Regions from separate parts of the Homo sapiens genome. Here all the other regions are linked to region 1. Evidence: chromatin contacts called from ENCODE Hi-C or POLR2A ChIA-PET data. All regions are on one chromosome and are shown on one strand. The core of a region is the stretch at or near the end of the contact, and the rest is flanking DNA. Distances in the headings are between cores, read along the strand shown.

Region 1 (3,125 bases), core at 37-2,536:
TTTAAAATCTGATAGAGTTGCTATGGTTAGCTATTTATTTATTTATGAGACAGAGTCTTGCTCTGTCACCCAGGCTGGAGTGCAGTGGCATGATCTCAGCTCACTGCAACCTCCGCCCACTCCCCGAGTTCAAGCGCCTCAGCCTCCTGAATAGCTGGGATTACAGGCATGCATCACCACACCCGGCTAATTTTTTATGTTTTTGGTAGACACGGGGTTTCACCATGTTGGCCAGGCTGGTCTTGAACTCCTGATCTCAAGTGATCCGCCGGCCTCCGCCCCTCAAAGTGCTGGGATTACAGGCGTGAGCCACTGCACCTGGCCGCTAAGGTTGGCTTTAAAGATTTACTGATTTACTTAACACTTGAAGGAGTTCAGGACAATAATACCGCATGTAGGAAAAAAGGCAGGGTAGGTTCTGTGACAGGTAAGCAAAGCCTATGGGCGAGGGGAGAGAGGAGCTTATTAGGTACGAACAGATAAGAAATTCGATCTTGTTGTTCCCAGTTACTATCTAAAGCCTGGGTCTCCACTCCATTCCACCAGCAAAATTTTACTGAGAATCTGTATGTATGAGACACTTAATGGTATACAGATAAAATCATCTTACAGTCTAGTAGGGGCGACAAGACATAACACAAATAAGTATAATACAAAGTGCAAAACAGTAAAATACCATTAAATACCACAGTATTGCCAAGAAGGAAGAAATTCCTCCTGGTAGGAGAAATTAGAGCAAGTTTCAAAACTAATGTGGTAATTTTGAGCTCATCCTGAACGAAAGAAATAGGGTCAGCAAAGACCCATCATCTTTGTAGGAAAGCTTGAGACACATACGGAAAAGTATAAGTAAGTGCATTTGACAGGAGCAGCAGGAAGTGGGGTGGTTAGGGCTAAGGCTAGAAATAGAGACCACAGATGGCCAAAATTCCCAGCCTAAGGGGCTAGGATTATAACCATACAAAGCCAACTACAGACATTTTAAGCAGTCAAGGGCCAAGTCAAAACAGGATAAGAGGTTCTGCTTCTAGGAGAAGGAGGACATAATTCAGAGCTACCCTAATGCACAAGTTTAAAACAAGGACTAAGTCATGAGTCATGTGTGCATGAGTAAGAGTAAGAAATGAACACAGAACTAATTTCGGGTCACAAACAAGTTTTCTGAGTTCATACTGAACTACAGCTGAGGAAGCAGAGTCAAGGGCCAGCTGCGGTAATACACAGTGAGTCACTAGTAAATCAGTGACACAGGTCTCAGCCCCAGGGCAGTGACCTCAGACTGGCCCGCATAATGGTCAGATAGGTATACCTTGGTCCTAGTCAGCCTGTGAGGACACCTGAAGTTTCTGTGAAAACAGGAACAGGACAGCAAGTTTGGACAAAGTGAGGATCTGAAAACTCCAAGGATACTTTCAAGATATTAGGCTAAAAATCCCTAAATCTCATCAGATATTAGATGGCAAAGACTTGTAGATGACGTTCACAAATCTGTCCAGGTCAGAATCACCATGCTTATTTAACAGTTGAGGTGTTTTCATATCCCTCAGTCGTAATTGCTATTATGAACATATTTTTTGTAAAGTGCTCCACATTTTACAACACTGCCTGCAGGAATGCTTCCCTAACCACAAAAGTCTTTCCCATCACAATGTAAATGCTTATTGATTCCACCGTATTCACAGCAGTCTACAGCATCCTCCATTTAGAATATAAGCTTCAGAAGGCCAGAATTGGAACCATCATCACCAGACCTTCCAATACACAGCACATACTATGTGTTAAATAAAAGTGTTGATTGAACAAGTGTATTGACTTTTTAGCTGGTTCTAGTTAGCATTTAAATTTATAATATGTAGAAGACTAATTTGTAATAAAAAGACTGACAATAAAAAGTAAGAGAGGAGATAGGTAGCTCTGTGTGTACGTGTGTGTGTGTATATCATAAAGGAATTAGCCAACCTTTTAACTAGTTGTTTTTCATTAATTAAAGGCACTAAAGCAAATACTCAAAAGAAAACTATCCTCACCAATGTGAGGAAAGAAAACAAAATGTTTAATGATTACACACTGAATTCTACGCCTGCCTGTTACAAGTGGCTAAGAAGCAACAGAATTTGCATTCATATCTAGGTCTGCCTGACTTCAAAATTCATATTCTTTCCAAGAAATCCCTGTCTCCTGCATGCTCAAAATAAAAGTTTTAGGAATAAAAAAGTACACAAAGAAAAAATATTAACGAATTTAATCCTTAGAATGAAGCATTAATCCCATCAATGCACAAATGCTGTCATTTTGCCTAAAATATGTCCACTACATAAGAGACAATTGCCAAAGAAGGTTTTGGGGATTTTTTCCTCCAAGGCTGACTCCACACTCAACAGTAGTGGCACCCTGAATGTCCTGTCATGTTAGCAGCAAGCAGTAGTAATCTATCCTCCGCATTTGTACTGACGGCATCTTTAGAGAAAGTACACCCTTACATCCTGCCCCAAGTGAAAGAATCTGCTGCTTAAAGTTGCAGTGACTTTTCTAATCCCCAGTCCAGCTCTGCCAGTTTTAAACTACAGGTTCTTATATTTATCAGCAGAAACCCACCAGGGTGCTCAGATCCTGAGTCAGCTTCAAAAACCCCAGCAGCAGCTGGTAAAAATGGAATGCTAATTCATTACAGATGGTAAAACACTGCCTACATTTTAATTTATTTACATTTTCAGAAATTTTGAATCTGCAGTTAGATTGCCAAATTATTTTAACATGTAAGTTTAGCCTTTTTCAATTCGGTCTGTGCTTAATAAAAATTAATGTTTATCTGTTAAAAATTCTTTCAACAAGCCCAATTAGTCCTATGTTCCCACAGTTTATATTTTTAAAGCTATTTAAGCTAGTAAGCCTTTTTTTCAATTTCTTATTATACAAATCACACACAGAGTCAGGACAAAACTGGGTCTAAATCATACCAAAATGTTTCAAATAGATCTATTATATATGAGGATAATTTTCAGTAGCTTTGTATTTTCCACAATTGCCATGTTTAGTAATGTGAAACTAATAAATTAATAAATTGTAAGATTATTAAATAGCTTTACAGACCCTATTTTTTTTCATTAGTGAAGGTAATAGAGACA
Region 2 (3,415 bases), core at 86-2,585, 660 kb before region 1:
CCTAAGTGCTGAAATTATTGCTAGAAATTTAAAAGCTATCTCCCTAGATTTCTCATTTGTCCTTTGGAACATGGTGTATCAAAGGATCTTATTCTGCAAGTTTTTGTAAGATTTTAACAGCTCTCCCTTTAAATCCTTTCTAAAAGAGTCATTTTTTCTTTCAAAGGTGACTGATTTGGGCTTTGAATCCCTGTGAACCCTCTGGGTTACATTAAGGGGTCCTGGAATCTACATATCAAGTATTATCAAGGACAGAATAACGTATTGCAATATGTGTACTGCTCTTTTTCATGCGTAAGTAGCTTTGTAATGATGAATAAATACAAAATGTGCGGCTTTCGTGGTAACTTTTGGTGTTCTCAATCAACAGAGATGAAAACAAAACTGCTATTTTTGGGTAAAAAACAGGCTCTCCTACTTGAAAAGCTTGGAAACTCCTAGAAACTATGAGTAGAAAGTGCCACCAATATGACAAGCTTCCGTTTCCACTACAGTGCCTTGTGTGCCTCTGAACTCCAAGTGGTCAAAGGAGTCATTCAGTTCTAAGAGTGAATCATGCTTATGTAACATACTGGTAGCAAAAGTGTACAGCATTAGGGTTTGTGAAAAAAGGGAGCACATTCAAGTCATCTATTAACATGGAGTCTTTGAGTTTTTGCATTTTTTTCTGTTTTGCTCTCAAATTACCACATTGGAGCTAAGCAGATGACAGCTGACTATAGAGGTCTATAAACTCATTTTCGTCTTGTGTTGAGCCAGCCAGGACCCACTGAATCATGATTAAGGAGAGAACTCAATGAAATGCCCCCAACTCCGCCCCATTTCCCAAGCTGAGCTGCATTTCTCCCACTTGAGATCATTGCTGGGTCAGAAAAACAGGAGCAAGGGGAAGAGAGGCCAGCTAGTGGCAGACGTACCACAAAGTACCAAGGCAACGTTACTAAGAGAAGGAGTCTTAGTTTGCAAAGGTTAGAATCACTAAGTAGCAGACAGCATACAATAGATATGAAGAGTCTGCCCCCATCACTCTGATACAAACAAGACCTAGAGTCTCACATTCAAATACAAGGGGTAGAGGAGGCATTTCTAATCATAGCCCCAAAGATGTCGACAACCAGGAAAATGTCTACTTGCATTCTGAGTAGGGAAATAAACCCATTCATTTTATATGCTCCATAGGAGTTTTTATTGTTTATAAATAATTACAGCTCTCTTTCATGTTGCAGCATTCTGGGTGGAAGAAGAGAAGGGAATTGGGCCTGTTAACCTTCGCATGTAACCAAGGAGCCGTTTATGACTGGCCAGGTGCAAATGCCATATCTAATCTTTCCCTGTGTCTGCTGTGCAGCAGCTGCAGCAGTTGGAGGGAGTTGGGGAGTTATTAAATATCAAGGAAATGTTTGTGCCAGGACTGTCCTACTTCTGGGTGGTAAGAGAAATGTACAAACTGTTTTCCATTTAGAAAGAGTGGCAAATGTTAACAGGGAAAAAGTTATTCTTAGTGAGATCCCAACAATGGGGTTGAGGGCAAAGTGACCCATCTGAGTCCAGAGGAAAATTTGGGCCCCTTTTCCAGTCTGTTGCCCCTATAGTTGCAAAAGCTTTTAAGTATATTTTCTTTACTCCCTCTGGATCTCTGATTATGAGCAGGGCACTCAGATACTCAAAGCCAAAGTATATTCCCCTGAGAAGCAAAAAACTTTCTTTAATTCCTATTAATGCCCAAGGACATTTGAAAGGTTAATAATATAATTTGGGTAAAGTAAAATGAGATCTTGAAGAGAAGGTATCATATAAAAGGGAGGTTTGTATGAGTTATTCTAATGATATGGCGTACTACAATTAACACTGGCTGTGAGAATATGAGTGTGAGCCTCAGCTCTAGGACTTTTTTTTTTTTTTTCTGAGACAGAGTCTCCCTCTGTCACTGTCACCCAGGCTGGAGCACAGTGGCACAATCTCGCCTCACTGCAAACTCCACCTCCCAGGTTCAAGCGATTCTTCTGCCTCAGCCTCCTGAGTATCTGGGACTACAGGCGTGCGCCACCACGCCTGGCTAATTTTTGTATTTTTAGTACAGATGGCTTTTCGCCATGTTGGCCAGGCTGGCCTTGAACTCCTGACCTCAGGTGATCCACCCACCTCGGCCTCTCAAAGTGCTGGGATTATAGGCATGAGCCCATGGATATATTATGTAGTGGTGAAGACTAGGCTTTTAGTGTATCTGTCATCTGAATAGTGTGCACTGTACCTAGTAGGTAGTATTTCATCCCTCACCCCCACCCCGCCATATATTTTGATAAGACTGTAGATGGCATCTGCAACAGGTGGTAATTGCATTAGCTAAATGTGACAGAAACCTAGTGACAGAGGCTTCATCAAATAGGAGTTGTTGTTGTCACATCTCCAGGAGTTATGTGACTGGAGGTGCACAACACAGGGCTGACGCTACAGCCCCACAGTGGCATCGTGCCCTGGACTACTTGTTTTTCCCTCTCCATCATTCTTTGAATTTGGTTTTCATTCTCATGGGTCTGGCCTCTTCAATAAACTGATCTGGAAGCCTACCCAATGACTCTGCTTTCATCTCATTGGCCAGAACTGTATCACATGACCACCACTAGCCGCAAGGGATGCTGGGAGTTAAAGCACCTAAACTGGGTCCATTGCTACAATCCAACTAAGTCAGGGATGTGTAAGGAAGAAAGTGAAAATGGATATCAGATATGCGATTAGCAGTGTCTGCCACAGGGCTCTTAACAGATTCACAGATTACACAGGCTGGAGAGGACAAGTACGTGGAATGATAGAGTCAGCACTCTAAATGATCTTAGGAGAGTGAAATAATAAAATGAATTTAACATGCAGAATTCAATAGGGTTAAATTAAAGTCTTATCCCAAGTCTAAAATGGTAACTGGACACACACAGAATGGGGGAAATGTTTCTCAACAGCACCCTATAAAGATACTTATTCATTTTAATTTGCCACAAGAGTAATATCAACAAAGTAACATTTAACATTTCTTGCCTGGCGTGGTGGCTCACGCCTGTAATCCCAGCACTCTGGGAGGCCAAGGAGTGTGGATCACTTGAGGTTAGGAGTTCAAGACCAGCCTGGCCAACATAGTGAAATCCCATCTTTACTAAAAATACAAAAATTAGCTGGGCGCAGTGGCGTTCGCCTGTAGTCCCAGTTACTTGGGAGGCTGAGGTGGGAGAATTGCTTGAACCCAGGAGGCAGAGGTTGCAGTGAGCCAAGACTGTGCCACTGCACTTTAGCCTGGGCAACACAGCGAGACTGTCTCAAAAAAAATTTTCCTGAATGTTTACTGTTAGTTATTTCATGTAATTCTCCCAGCAATTCTCTGAGGTAGATATATTATTATTATCCCCATTTTTTTAGAAAACTGAAA
Region 3 (3,504 bases), core at 457-2,956, 850 kb before region 1:
GCCTAGTGCAAAATCCCCAGGAGAAACAATCTACAATTTAATTAGTGAAAAATTGAAGCAATTTAAATACAATTCCAGGCATTTTTTAAAGTAGTATTTGAATAGACAGCTGCTGCATCTACTAAGTGTTTAGGCAAAGCACCATAATCCCTGATCCGATGAGATGCCCAAGGTTATGAACACAACTGTCTGTTGTCAGGGCAAGACCCAGAATTTAAAACAAAACTCCAGAAAGCCTCCCTCAATGCCTGCTCCATCCCCACAAAATAAAGAGATCGCTAGCTAAATAGCCAGCCAGCCAGCTAGCTAGGTAGATAGATAGATAAAGAAAACATTAGTCACAGCCTTTTGAAGCACAGTAGAATGGAGACAGAAAAGGATTTAGAGCCCACAGCACTAAGCTGGAGTCCTGATTTGTTCATTACCTTTTTTCTGTTACTACTTCAAATTCCTCATTTATAAAATGGGAATATTAATGCCTATCCCACATGAGTTTTGAATCTTCAATGAGAATATAAGAAAACACTATATAAATGTTACTTGAAGATGTTGAAATGTTAAAGAAACAGAAAATATAAATTGAATTAGAGATATGTCACTACTGCACCTTCTACCATAAGAACTTTATTGTTTCAGCCTTTTTTTTTTTTTGATGGAGTCTCACTCTGTAGCCCAGGCTGGAGTGCAGTGATGTGATCTCGGCTCACTGCAACCTCCGCCTCCCAAGTTCAAGCGATTCTCCTGCCTCAGGCTGCGGAGCAGCTGGGACTACAGGCGCATGCCACCACGCCCAGCTAATTTCTGTATTTTTAGTAGAGACGGGGTTTCACCATATTGGCCAGGCTGCTCTCGAACTCCTGACCTCGTGATCCACCTGCCTCAGTCTCCCAAAGAGCTGGGATTACAGGCGTGAGCCACCGTGCCTGGCCTGTTTCAGCTTTAAAGATTTATTTGTACATACAAAATATTTTGCCACGCCCAGTTGCAGTCTTGCAAGATGAAAAGGGTTCTGGAGATGGATGGTGGTGATGGTTGCACAATGATGTGAATATACTTAACACCACTGAACCGTATGCTTAAAAATGGTTCGAATGGCAAATTTTATGTTATGTGTATTTTATCACAACTTTAAAAAATTATTTAAAAGCCTTTTACCATGATAAAATCCCCTGGTAGCAAGAAAGAAATCCTCTTCCTTTAATATTTAACTTGGTCAACTGAAAAAGCGAAGAACAAGGGGCTGAGGATCCTAGATGTGCCACAGAGTATGAGCACATTGCAAAGGTATGTACAAATTCTAGGACCTCGGCCAAACTTCCCAAAAGGACTTTTTTGTTAACCTTTGTTAATTGCAAACAAAACCGATTTCAAAATAGAGGTGCCCACACGTTGGTTGCCAAGCCCTCAAACACCCATGCTTTGCACACTTTAAGGGACAGGAATGGCATTTGTGCTATGAGTACTAATGAATACAAATACTTGAAATGATTCAATAGTTTACATCTGAAAACATTTCACAGACTCTCAGTATATGCTGCAACAAGTGCATTAAACATAAGAAGAGCCCCCAAAGAAGACCAAGAATCCACATTAGAACTCATATCCTTCAAGGAGGGTGGACATTCCTGTTCTTGGTGCAGTTAGAGAGGTGTCATATGAATCCACCTATGATTACAAGTCCAGACACAGAAACAGCTACAGGCAGCAGAAGGGAGACATGGTTAAGCATCACTGAAAAGGAGCTCCCAGCAGTCTCAGCTCTGTTACCACCCACCCGCTGGGTTACCTTGAGCAAATCACCAAAACTTTCAAGGCCCCTGTCTACACATCTAGCTCTCAGTGACTCTTTGCTCTATTCTAAGCTTGGCCAGGGAGATCTAATAACAATTTATTAACCCTATGCATTACAAAGTGCAGCTATGAGGAAAAGAAAGAATATTTGAAAAAGAAAAAAAAGAGGGGTGGGCGTGGTGGCTCACACCTGTAATCCCAGCACTTTGGGAGGCTGAAGTGGGTGAATCACTTGAGGTCAGAAGTTCAAGACCAGCCTGGCCAACATGGCGAAACCCCATCTCTACTAAAAATACTAAAGTTAGCCGGGTATAGTGGTGCACACCTGTAGACCCAGCTACTTAGGAGGCTGAGGCAGAAGAATCACTTGAAGCCAAAAGGCAGAGGTTGCAGTGAGCTGAGGTTGCACTCCAGCCTGGATGACAGAGTGAGACTCCATCTCAAAAAAAACAAAAACAAAAAACAAAAACAAAACAAAAAAACACACACTAAACTAAACACCATGATAACAGGGAGATAAGAAGAATCTAAATGACCAAGGCTGAACACCAACAGCTCAAACAAATATCAGGAAAAAGCACCTGCAATAAAGACACACAGCACAGCTGCCATTAGCGAAATGCTAAGGCAACGGAAGCTCAGCTTTTGAACGCAGCATAGGACACAACGCCCCCACCTCCGTGCTATCTTGGAAGTCAGCGGAAACCTCAGCATCCACAGGAACCTGGGCCAGAACTGCGGCTCAGCCCTGAAAATTCTGCAAACTGTCTCTACGGTTGGAACAGAGATTACAATGGTACTAGTTCAGGGCAATCGGGTGAGGGAAGACAGTATAACTTAGTGAAGGTCTAAATTACAAAACGGGGCCCAGCACGGTGGCTCATGCCTGTAATCCCAGAACTTTGGGAGGCCGAGGTGGATGGATCACCTGAGGTCAGGAGTTCGAGACCAGCCTGACCAACATGGAGAAACCCCGTTTCTATTAAAAATACAAAAATTAGCCAGGCGTGGTGGCGCATGCCCGTAATCCCAGGTACTCAGGAGGCTGAGGCAGGAGAATCGCTTGAACCCTGGAGGCAGAGGTTGCGGTGAGCCTAGATCGTGCCATTGCACTCCAGCCTAGGCAACAAGAGCGAAACTCTGCCTCAAAAATTAAATAAATAAATAAATTACAAAATGGTTTATCATCACACATTTCTTTACATACTCTATGTTTTAAACTAAGGTATTAATAATGTTGTAAAATAATTATTTTCATCTAGTCCAAAGTGGGATATTTAATATTAATAGTACACAAAAGGATGAGCAAATCCTCTACAATAAAATAATTGATACACTTAAAAGTTGATGTCAAACTAAAAGACCTTCAACTATTTATTAGATACTTCCTAATTTTATATTTCCTTCACGTGAAATTTCAAACTCTAAGACACTAGGAAAGTTGCTGTTTTTAATTGGCTAGCATTCTCTATCAATGAATAAATGATCACAAGTTGCAAATCTGTAAAATCATCACTTATTAAAATATTCTAAATTGGAGGTGAAATGGTACCATAGTACATATCCTGAGACTGTTCTCTCCCGGGTTCCTGTAAAATACCCATCAAAACAAAGCAATAGAGGGGGAAATCTGATCATGGAGAGCAAAGAGAGGAAGGAGCCATGATCATAACCTGGAGACATGTTCTACCCTTGCACTAATTGCGGTGAGAT

What was found. A loop is a pair of places that touch in the nucleus more often than their neighbours do. ChIA-PET counts read pairs that join two places held with the same protein, here RNA polymerase II (POLR2A). Pooled maps may share reads with other maps.
Region 2: a loop to region 1 is called in a pooled map, with 2.1 times the contacts of the local background. The contact joins two enhancer-like sites. A Hi-C loop is called at or near these places in 2 of 50 pooled maps. POLR2A ChIA-PET finds 5 or more read pairs at or near these places in 2 of 52 experiments (Panc1 and SK-N-SH).
Region 3: a map of Calu3 shows a loop between it and region 1 (4-fold over the local background). The contact joins two enhancer-like sites. A Hi-C loop is called at or near these places in 2 of 168 maps with a recorded cell type or tissue (Calu3 and endothelial cell of umbilical vein) and 2 of 50 pooled maps. POLR2A ChIA-PET finds 5 or more read pairs at or near these places in 1 of 52 experiments (H1).

What each region holds. Positions count from the first base shown.
Region 1 is chr6:20,875,657-20,878,781 of GRCh38, reverse strand. The region is part of intron 9 of CDKAL1 (CDKAL1 threonylcarbamoyladenosine tRNA methylthiotransferase); the gene reads right to left. Among named protein-coding and RNA genes, the nearest start is that of CDKAL1, 340 kb to the right of the region's middle. RefSeq lists enhancers at 929-1,158, 502-1,701. Within about 2 kb of position 1,286, at least 17 of the 41 ENCODE cell types and tissues checked have a DNase peak (open chromatin) inside an H3K27ac peak, as active enhancers do.
Region 2 is chr6:21,535,776-21,539,190 of GRCh38, reverse strand. It overlaps LOC107986579 (a long non-coding RNA gene), which reads left to right. Exons shown (of 3, transcript XR_001744022.2): 2 at 167-294; 3 at 1,227-1,827. Among named protein-coding and RNA genes, the nearest start is that of LINC00581, 26 kb to the right of the region's middle. Within about 2 kb of position 1,335, at least 2 of the 41 ENCODE cell types and tissues checked have a DNase peak (open chromatin) inside an H3K27ac peak, as active enhancers do.
Region 3 is chr6:21,729,718-21,733,221 of GRCh38, reverse strand. The region is part of intron 2 of CASC15 (cancer susceptibility 15); the gene reads right to left. Among named protein-coding and RNA genes, the nearest start is that of CASC15, 65 kb to the right of the region's middle. Within about 2 kb of position 1,706, at least 4 of the 41 ENCODE cell types and tissues checked have a DNase peak (open chromatin) inside an H3K27ac peak, as active enhancers do.